2 separate regions of the Homo sapiens genome follow, and region 1 is linked to region 2. A link is a loop called in an ENCODE intact Hi-C map of the cell type or tissue named here. Cell type or tissue: HepG2. All regions are shown on one strand. Links, peaks and the distances in the headings refer to the core of each region. The heading gives the core; the rest is flanking DNA. Region 1 overlaps NWD2 (NACHT and WD repeat domain containing 2). Region 2 has its middle 33 kb from the start of PGM2.

The links. Peaks named below come from ENCODE experiments on the same cell type or tissue, not always from the same donor. Only the 100,000 strongest peaks of a DNase experiment are listed, where the experiment ranks them.
Region 1: it touches region 2 in a loop (17-fold over the local background); 2 of 110 quality-filtered maps call a loop at or near these places.

The regions. Positions count from the first base shown.
Region 1 is chr4:37,387,151-37,392,539 of GRCh38, forward strand. All of the region lies in intron 3 of NWD2 (NACHT and WD repeat domain containing 2), which reads left to right. Among named protein-coding and RNA genes, the nearest start is that of PGCKA1, 64 kb to the right of the region's middle. RefSeq lists an enhancer at 2,853-2,902. In HepG2, for the core only: a CTCF peak has its summit at 3,022 (motif pointing left); a DNase peak (open chromatin) is centred at 3,021.
Region 2 is chr4:37,791,029-37,796,417 of GRCh38, forward strand. No RefSeq gene overlaps it. Among named protein-coding and RNA genes, the nearest start is that of PGM2, 33 kb to the right of the region's middle. In HepG2, for the core only: a CTCF peak has its summit at 2,714 (motif pointing left); a DNase peak (open chromatin) is centred at 2,733.

The sequences.
Region 1 (5,389 bases), core at 119-5,118, 400 kb before region 2:
AGTGGAAATTAAGATGAGCCACATATATCATCCTGAAATATGACTACTAGAAAACTACTAGAAAAAATTAAAAACAAATGGAATTAATTTAATAATGTATTTAACCCAACATAGCCAAAATATTGCCATTTCTACACCAATTTTTTTTAATGATATATTTTAAGTCTTTTGCATGCAATGTCTTTGAAATCCAGAATTATTTTATACTCAACAGTATAATCTCATTTCTTAACCAGCCACATTTTAAATGCTTAGTAGCCATTCGGGGCTAATGACTACCATATTGGATGTGGCAATCTTAGATCTAAGCTTCCTGGTTCATTCCTGCAATCAACTCCATCAACATATCATGTTTTCACCCTCTCTTAAATATATATGAGCCATCTGCTTGTCTGTACGTCCTGTATCTTCACCATCTTTCACCCTCTACTGTAGCCTCCCCTAGAGATTCCTCATAGCTCCTCTCATCCCCGCAGCCTGCTCTCCACCCAGCAGCCAGAGTAACCACTTTGAAATATTCTTTTTTTTTTTTTTTTTTTTTTGAGACAGAGTCTCGCTCTGTCACCCAGGCTGGAGTGCAATGGCGCGATCTTGGCTCACTGCAACCTCTGTCTTCCAGGTTCAAGCGATTCTCCCGCCTCAGCCTACTGAGTAGGTGGGATTACAGGCACCCGCCATCATGCCTGGCTAATTTTTGTATTTTTGTACAGATAGGGTTTCACCATGTTGGCCAGGCTGGTCTTGAGCTCCTGACCTCAGGTGATCCACCTGCCTTGGCCTTGAAATATTTATTCTTATAACAACTATTTATTAAATGATTTGTGCCAGGTTCAAATCATACCTCTGGTACTTATGAGCTGAATGACCTTGGGCAACTTGCTGAACCAATCTGTGCTTTAGTTTCCTCATCTGTAAAATGGGAGCAATAATAGTATCTGATTGATATTATTAATAATTGTACCATATGGGCTTGCGATGAGGATTCACTTAGTTAATAGATGTAAAGTGCTTGCTACATAGTAAGGAGTCAGCATAGTGTTTTGTTTTGTTTTTTTAAGACAGAGTCTCTGTTGCCCAGACTGGAGTGCAATAGTGCAACCTCAGGTCCCTGCAACCTCCGCCTCCCAGGTTCAAGCTACCCTCCTGCCTCAGCCTCCCAAGTAGCCAGGACTACAGGCATAAGCCACCATGCCTGGCTAATTTTTGTACTTTTAGTAGAGATGGGGTTTCACCATGTTGGCCAGGCTGGTCTCAAACTCCTGACCTCAGATGATCTGCCCACCTCAGCATCCCAAAGTGCTGGGATTACAGGCGTGAGCCACCACGCCTAGCCGACAGCTGTAGTTTTTAAGTTGCTCTGCTGGTTTGAATTTTGGATACTGACTTCTTTAAGTGAGTTTTACTTCTATTGTGGAAAATATATATTTTTATATTGTGGGAAATATATATTTCTATTGTGGAAAATATATATTTATGTTATATATCATATATAAATATATATATCATATATATCATATATAAATATATATCGTATATATCATATATAAATATATGATATATAAATATATATATCATATATATATCATAAAATTTGCCATTTTTAACCATAGTACAAGTCAGTGGCATTAATTACATTCACAATGTTGCATAACCATCACCACAAAAACAGTTGTTCAAAAACGTTTCCATTACCCCAGACACTCTGTACATGTTAAGCAATAACTCTCCCACGTGCCCCTCCTCCAGCTCCTGATATGGGTTACTGACTTTTTAACCTCTATGATGGTGTCTACGCCTAGTTCCAGAAACATGGAGAGTTGATAAATAAAAAGGAATTTAACATAATGCCTGCTAATACTAAAAGGTGGTGAAAAAAATAAAACCATGAGAAGGGATGGAGGCTGGGGCTGCAATGACAGATGATCAAGAAACACCCCTCTGAGAAGACATTTGCCCAAAGGGAGGAATGAAGCAAAGGAGTTAGCAATGCAAAAGCCCTGCCATGTGCTATTCATGCTGGGAACCCTTTGAATAAAACCAAAGCTCATTCCTTGGCCCCAGGGGCCTCTCGTCAGAGCCCCTGCCTCAGGCCACTCTGTTTCTCCCCACAGTGCTGATAATTCTCCTTTCCTTTGAATGTACCCACTTTGAAGCCTGGATTCATGGGGAAAAAGAAAATCCAATCTTCTCCTCTTTTGTACAGGTTTAATGTGTATTAATATTTTTAAAAATCAGTGTATCAATATTACAAACTTTCAATATTTTACAGTTTATCATAGCGAGAAGCAAGAGCCCAACACCTTTGGACTTAAATTCTGCCTCTGCCTCTTTGTCACTTTTCGAATCCATCCTTCCCCTCTGCTGGCTCTACAGTGACAATGGCTGCAGTTGACTGAGAGCTTTTCATGTTAGTCGTTCTGGCGCTCAGTTTCCTCAGCTGGAAGAGAAATCTAATGCCTGCCTCACGGGTGGTAGTGGCGGTGGTGAAGGGGTCAGAGTGAATACCCAACGCAGATGGAGTCTCACCCTTCATCAGCATCAGCTGCTGTGAATATAACTTACATTTTTTCTAACAGCTATGCTCCTTTTCTTATAAAATAACTTTGGATGTAAAATTAATATCAAATCATACGCATTTTTTTTTTTACACAATGGAGTCTTGCCCTGTCACCCAGGCTGGAGTGCAGTGGCACAGTCTCGGCTCACTGCAACCTCTACCTCCCGGGTTCAAGAGATTCTCCTGCTTCAGCCTCGCGAGTAGCTGGGATTACAGTCCCCACCACCATGCCTGGCTAATTTTTGTATTTCTGGTAGAGATGGGGTTTCACCATGTTGGCCATCGTTGGCCAGGCTGGTCTCAAACTCTTGACCTCAGGTGATCCGCCCGCCTCAGCCTCCCAAGGTGCTGGGATTACAGGCGTCAGCCACCACACCCAGCCAAATCATAAGCATTTTGTTTTAGTTTTGCTCTGTAGAGTTCAGTCTGAAGTTGCACTTTCATTCTTTAAATGCAACAGTTCCATCTAGTGGCCAAATTGGCTAGGGCAGTGTTTTTATACTGAAATTTAAGTATATGTACATATACTTTAAGTATATGTACATACTTTAAGTATATGTACATATACATATGAATAAAATGCAGTAGAAAATATCAGAGTGCATATAAAATGTTTTATGAAATTTGACGGCTACATTTCATAAAATGATTTTACTGAAATATTAAACTATATTCACGTGTGTGCTTGGGCATAATCTGAAATTTTTTTTTTTGACAGTGAGTTATTTTTAAAATATTCAGAAAGTCACTGGTCTAAGAAATTTGGTTTATAGTAAATCAGGGATGAATACTGGAATTACCTGGGGAGCTTTGAAAATACGATTGCTTTGTCCCACCTCCAGAGGTTCTGATTTATTTGGTCTCTAGTGTCACCTGGGCATCATGATGTTTAAAACCTACTCAGGCGATTATCTGTGCAGCTGAGGTTGAGACTTACTGCCTTAAATCCATCAAAAATTAGAGCCAGGAAAGACCTTTGAGATGATCGACTCTCTTAGTTTTGTGCATGAGAGAACTGAGATCCAGAGAGTTTAAATGACTTGCCAAAAGTCATACTGTAATTAGCAGAGAAGCTTCATGAAGGACCTTGACAGATATTTTGGAGCCTGGAAGACGTTCGGTAAATATTTTATTTCATTTTTGGAAGACTTTTAGAAAGGGAAAGGGAGACAAAATGGAGAATATCTAATGTCTGTCTAGTCTGTTTACCAAATCAAGTTATAATTTGCTTTTATATTTCAATAAAGTTGCAGAATTTATCTGTTAAGTGTTCATTTAGAGTTCATTAAAATTAGATTCTGTGTCTCAACACAATCTACCTCACTGATTTTTTTGTTTTTCACCAACATCCAGTTTGGGTGCATTTACCACCTACATCTCAGAGTACAGTTCGATTATTTTACCTGTTTATTTTCCACTCAGAAAATGTGTTTGTGGGTTGGTGATTCCTTGTCTCTTGCTAATAACTAGGAAATCACTTGCGGCTGTTCATCAAAAACTCCACAGCTTGTAAAGGATGATGAATTAAATGACATATCATACTCAAGAACTCTATTACCTGCTGAGAAAGAAAACACATATAGATTTTTAGGATAGAAAGGACATGAACAGATCAGCCAGAATATAATCATATGTGTTACATGTAGACGTGCCTGCAGGCAGCTAGCTGGTCAGATAATGCTCATGCATGAACTGGAGGAAGGAGTGGGTGTATTTTGGTCAGCGGAAGCTTCCAAAAGATGCTTTTTGAGTGAGGAGAAAGGGAGGGATTTAGAGATAAGTAAAGGCTTGAAGGTATAAGGTTAATAATTGTCTTGTTTAAATTAGAATAAAAACCTTTTGTCATGGAAAATGAGAATCTTTGAGAAGATATGCTGGTATGTGGGGAAAGAGAGAAATATTTGGTCAAGATGTATGCATGGGTGAAATGGGTATGTGGGTTTCTCTTACTAGGAGTTTTTAGTGATACAATGTCAGAGTCCCAAAAGACCTTCCAGGTAAAGCCATCCTCATCGTCATCCAGATGAGGAAGCTGAGACATGGAGACCTCGCTGGGTGACCCCATCGGCCCCCACAAGTCCTGTGCCCTCCTGCCCCGCTGTCTTCCCCCAGCTATAAAAGGCTGTTACCAAATTTAAGAGATAATGAAGAATCACTATATTCTGCACATGTCTTCATCAGCTTAAGTATGTTCGTTTAATAAATTAAAACACGGGCTGGGCACGGTGGCTCATGCCTGTCATCCCAGCACTTTGGGAGGCGGAGGGTCGATTACTTGAGATCAGGAGTTTGAGACCAGCCTGGCCAACATGGTGAAACCCTGTCTCTACTAAAAATACAAAAAAATTAGCTGGGCGTGGTGGAGCACCTGTAATCCCAGCTACTTGGGAGGCTGAGGTGGGAGAATTGCTGGAACCTGGGAGGCAGAGGTTGCAGTAAGCCGAGATCGCACCACTGCACTCCAGCCTGGGCAACAGAATGAGACCCTATCTCAAAAAAACATAATTAATTAAAACATGAATAAAGGTAAAAGCAAACTCTTAAATCCGTACACCTGAGAGTGTAGTACAGAGGCTTGAGCCTGATACGCTCCCATCAAAACTGAAGACTAGAACGTGGATGATAAAACATGATCATTGAATAGCTTAAAGCAGACCATTTAGATCCGGGTTTCCCAGCCTCAGCTATACTGACACCTTAGGCCAGATAATTCTCTGCGGCGGGGGCTGCTGTGCACATTGTAGGATATTTAGCAGCATCTCATGGTGTCTACCCACTAGATGCCAATACTAACCCCTCTGCCCCCACCCCAGATTGTGACAGCCCAAAATG
Region 2 (5,389 bases), core at 253-5,252:
TGAATCATGGGGGCGGGTCCTTCCAGTGCTGTTCTCATAATAGTGAATAAGTCTCATGAGATCTGATGATACTAAAAAAGGGAGTTTCCCTACACAAGCTCTCTCTTCTCTTGTCTGCCACCATGTGAGATGTGCCTTTCACGTTCTGCCATGATTGTGGGGCCTCCCTAGGCAAGTGGAACTGTAAGTCCAATAAACCTCTTTCTTTTGTAAATTACCCAGTCTCGTGTAGGTCTTTATCAGCAGCTTCAAAATAGACCAATACAGCAAATTGGTACCAGCAGAGTGGGGCACTGCTAAAAAGATATCCAAAAATGTGGAAGCAACTTTGGAACTGGGTAACAGACAGAGGTTGGAACAGTTTGGAGGGATGAGAAGAAGATGGGAAAATGTGGGAAAGTTTGGAACTTCCTAGAGACTTGTTGAATGGTTGAATGGCTTTGACCAAAATGCTGATAATGATATGGACAATGAATTCCAGGCTGAGGTGGTCTCAGCTGGAATAAGGAACTTGTTAGGAACTGGAGCAAAGGTGACTCTTGTTATGTTTTAGCAAAGAGACTGGTGGCATTTTGCCCCTGCCCTAGCAATTTGTGGAACTTTGAACTTGAGAGAGATGATTTAGGGTATCTGATAGAAGAAATTTCTAGCAGCAAAGCATTCAAGAGGTGACTTGGGTGCTGTGAACAGCATTCGGTTTTGAAAGGGAAACAGAGCATAAAAGTTCAGAAAATTTGCAGCCTGATAATGTGATAGAAAAGAAAATCCCATGTTCTGAGGAGAAATTCAAGCCTGCTGCAGAAATTTGCGTAAGTAACGAGGAGCTGAAGATTAATCCCCAAGACAATGAGGAAAATGTCTCCAGGGCATGTCAGAGGTCTTCATGGCAGCCAAGAAGGAGGCCCAGAGGGCTATGAGGAAAAAGTGGTTTCGTGGCTGGACCCAGGGTCCCCTTGCTGTGTGCAGCCTAGGGACTTGGTGCCCTGCGTCCCAGCCACTCCAGCCATGGATGAAATGTGCCAATGTAGAGCTCAGGCCATGGCTTCAGAAGGTGCAAGCCTTCAACCTTGCCAGCTTCCATGTGGTGTTGAGCCTACCCGTGCACAGAAGTCAATAACTGGGTTTGGGAACCTCCACCTAGATTTCAGAGGATGTATGGAAATGCCTGGATGCCCAAGCAGAAGGTTGCTGCAGGGTCAGCATCTCATGGTGAATGCAGTGCAGAAGGGAAATATGGTGTCAGAACCCCCACACAGAGTCCTTACTGGTGCACCACCTAGTGAGGCTGTGAGAAGAGGGCCACCATCCTCCAGACCCCAGAATGATAGATCCACTTACAGTTTGCACCATGTGCTTGGAAAAGCCACAGACACTCAACACCAGCCCGTGAATGCAGCTGGGAGGGAGGCTGTACCCTGCAAAGCCACAGGCATGGAGCTGCCCAATATGATGGGAACCCACCTCTTGTGTCAGCATGACATGGATGTCAGACATGGAGTCAAAGGATATCATTTTGGAGCTTTAAGATTTGACTGCCTTGCTGGATTTTGGACTTGCATGGGGCCTGTAGGCCCTTGGTTTTGGCCAGTTTTTCCCATTTGGAATGGCTGTATTTACCCAATGCCTATACTCCATTGTATCTAGAAAGTCACTAACCTGCTTTTGATTTTACAGGCTCATAGGCAGAAAGGACTTGCCTTGTCTCAGATGAGACTTTGGATTGTGGACTTTTTAGTTAATGCCGAAATGAGTTAAGACTTCGGGGGACTGTTGGGAAGGCCTGACTGATTTTGAAATGTGAGGACATGAGATTTTGGAGGGGCCAGGGGTGGAATGATATGGTTTGGCTGTGTCCGCACCTAAATCTCATCTTGAATTGTAACTCCCACAATTCCCATGTAGTATGGGAGGGACCCAGTGGGAGTTAATCGAATTATGGGGGTGGATATTTCCCATGCTGTTCTCATGATAATGAAAAGTCTCACGAGATCTGTTGGTTTTACAAATGGGAGTTTCCCTGCACAAGTTCTCTCTCTCTCTTTGCCTACCACCATCCATGTAAGACATGACTAGCTCCTCCTTGCCTTTCACCCTCTCTCATAACTGTGAGGCCTCCCCAGCCACGTGGGGATTGAAGGGCAGAGAAGGGCAGAGAAGGGCAAAGGTAAGTCCAATAAACGTCTTTCTTTTGTAAATTGCCCAGTCTAAGGTATTTCTTCATCAGCAGTGTGAAAATGGACTAATACAGGGGTAATCACTGGTTCTTCCCTGTGTGCACATTAATAGACTGGTATCCCATTTCTCCTATTAATCTCCTTTTGTGAGTTGGATGTTCAACAAACCTTCAAGGGGTGAAACAGAAGATTTCCATCGGCCCCAGTCTTCCCAAAGGCACAGAGGTTAGGGGTTTCTCAAATATAGTTTGGTGGGCAAAGGATTAGGGTTGGGGGGCATGTTGATTTGTTGGGTCAGAGATGAAATCATAGGGAATGTCACTTTATGTATTTATATATATGTTTTTCCTCTCTGTGTGAACCTCACATGTATGATTTTTGTTAAATATATTCAGTACTTACTTTAAAAAAAAAATACATTCTTTTGTCTAAACTAGTGGTTCTCAAGAGGTGATTTTGTGTCCTGCTGCCAGGGGACATTTGGCAATGTATGGAGACATTTTTGGTTGCCACCACTGGGCTGTTGGGGGTAGGTGAGGTTCTACTGTCATCTAGTGGGTAGAGGCCATGGATGCTCCTAAACATTCTGCAGTGAATAGGACAGTCTCAAACATCAAAGAATTATCCTGTCCAAAGTGCCAGTAGTGCTGAGGTTGAGACACCTGCTCAAACTCAAAGACCAGTAAAAATTTAGAAAGAGAGAGAGAAAAGTAGAGTGCTTTTGAGTCCCCTTAAACTCAGGCTTAGCTCTTAGTTGTATTGATGTAATTATAATTTATTTGCTGTGTTATTTTTTGGCAGTGTAACCACCCAACCACCCACTGCTCACACAAAATTGACTCACTGAGACCATAGCATTGCAGTAAAGAAAGAGTTTAATTGGCAGAGCTGGCCATGCCATATAGGAGATTAGGGGTTTTTAAAATGCAGTTTGATGGGCAGGGGAGTAGGGTAGGGGGCATGCTGATTGGTTGGATAGGAGATGAAATCATAGGGAATTGAAGCTGTCTTACTGTGCTGAGTCAGTTCCTGGAGCCGGGGTGGGGTGAGACAGGACTTGTTGGCAGGTCCAGGTGGAGCCATCTGGACATCTCCAAAAGGCAATCTTAGCTTCTACAATAGTGATGTTATTTATATTTGCAAGAGTAATTGGGGAAGTTTCAAATCTTATGACCTCCGGAATAATGCCTTGTAATTATTTCTAATTCAAACCCCTCTTATCCTCCTAACTTGGTGGTCTTTCATTAGTTTTACAAGAACAGCTTAGTTTTGGAGAAAGGCTATTATCATTTAAACTATAAACTAAATTTCTCTCTAAGTTAGCTTGGCCCACTCCCAGGAGCAAATACAGTCAACCTATGAAGCTAGAAGCAAGATTAGAGTCAGCTATGTCAGATTTCTCTTACTTTCATAATTTTGCAAAGGTGGCTTCAACAGTGCCTGTAATTACTTTCATTGTAAAGTAACATATTTTTATAACCCAATGACAGTAACTAGATGTTTGATATCATCTGTCTATATTCTCTTACCTACCTTCTTTTATATCACATTATTTTAGTCTGAAAGCAAAATAATCCCTTAACATCCTTTCTAAAGTAAAATGATTTATCCAGTTTTGTTTTTTTTTCTCTATCCCAATCTTAGCATTTCACCTAGGAAAGACTACAGACGTGTTAATCCATGCACATGATTGTTGGGACCATAACAGTTAGATGGCCATCATTGTGTTGCTGCAATTAACCTCTTTCCTCCAGGCTTACATGCTTACCACTTCTATGCTTCACAGAGAAATCATGTTCTCTGGGTACCTATACTCATCATTTCCTCCACTGATCCTTGTTATTTCCAATTCAACCAGTCTCATCTATGCTTCCCTTTTTGGAGCTCTGTTGCTTCTTAAAAGGAAGTTTTTATTGAATTTGTCTTCAATCAGCTCTCTCCCTTCAGAATTCTGTGTATCTGCTCTCTTCCACTTAGTGGAAGTGGTACTTGGTCAAATACATGTCGGTGATGGCGCTCACATTTTGGTTCATACAGCTATTAAACATGTATTTTCTCTCCAACTAGAGAAGCTCCTTTTGGGCAGGGACAATGTCTCACTTTTCATGACATCCTGAAGCACCAGGTATAGGACTCAAACAAAAAGGCATCCATTGACTATTGAATTCATGAGTAAAATGTAGATAATAAGTTTATATATTTGAGATGACATGAGCATATGACTTTATGTCCTCAGAGTCCTAATTTGGCCACCATGAATTGAAGGAAAAGCATCTCATTTCCATGACAAAATCTTTCCTACAATAAAAATTGTAAGTAAGCTTGGATACATTTCACATGACTAACTCATGACCAAAAAGAAACTTGATCTGTGACCTTCAGTAACACACTCGATTTAGAAAATGTGAATGGGCTTAATGATTAGTGACGGTTGCTAAAAATTAAGGCTTTAAAAAATCTTATTTATGTGAATACTAAAGCTGCACACACCTGGAGGTATTAGTTGATGTCCTTGTTGACCTAAAAGGAGGAGGCTGAGGCACAAAATATAATTTAAAGAATTTACTTGAGCCAAAGGGAAGACAGCTGTTGAGACGCTCTTCCCAGTTGCACTGGGGAGTGCTCTGTTAGCTTTTGTTGTAAGCAGGTTTCTAAAGGCAAAGGGAACAAGGAATGGTCTGATGTAAAGTTCTTTGACAGGAATTCTCACTGGTTTTCAGAGAATAACATTGCTTAATGATTGGCCATGCACTGTGGGACTGCAGGATATAGTGTTATAGTGTCTGGCATATGGCATTTGATGGCTACTTGGCATCAGTTAGTCTAGAGCCCACATGGCAAGTGGCTTCAAGAGATAATTATTTAGTTCAAGGGGGAGTGATGTGACTGCTGTTTCATTCAGTGCCTTTTGGGGCCTGATAATTTAAAGGGGCTCTCATTCTTCAGATAAAAATTTTCTTTCCTTCCTTTTTCCTCCACACCATTTTGAACAAACTTTCTGTTTTCTTAGTTATCACTTTCCTCCTAATAGTCTTTAGAGCAAACAGAGCAAGTAAGCCAACCAGAAAAGCCACAGAAAACACACTTTCCATATACCTACCGTCTATTTTCCTCTTAGACGCATACTTGATCCTACGACAAAAGACTTGTCTCCAAATAAATCGATTTAAAATATGTGAAACATTATATCTTTTAAAAAGTGACGTTTCATAATA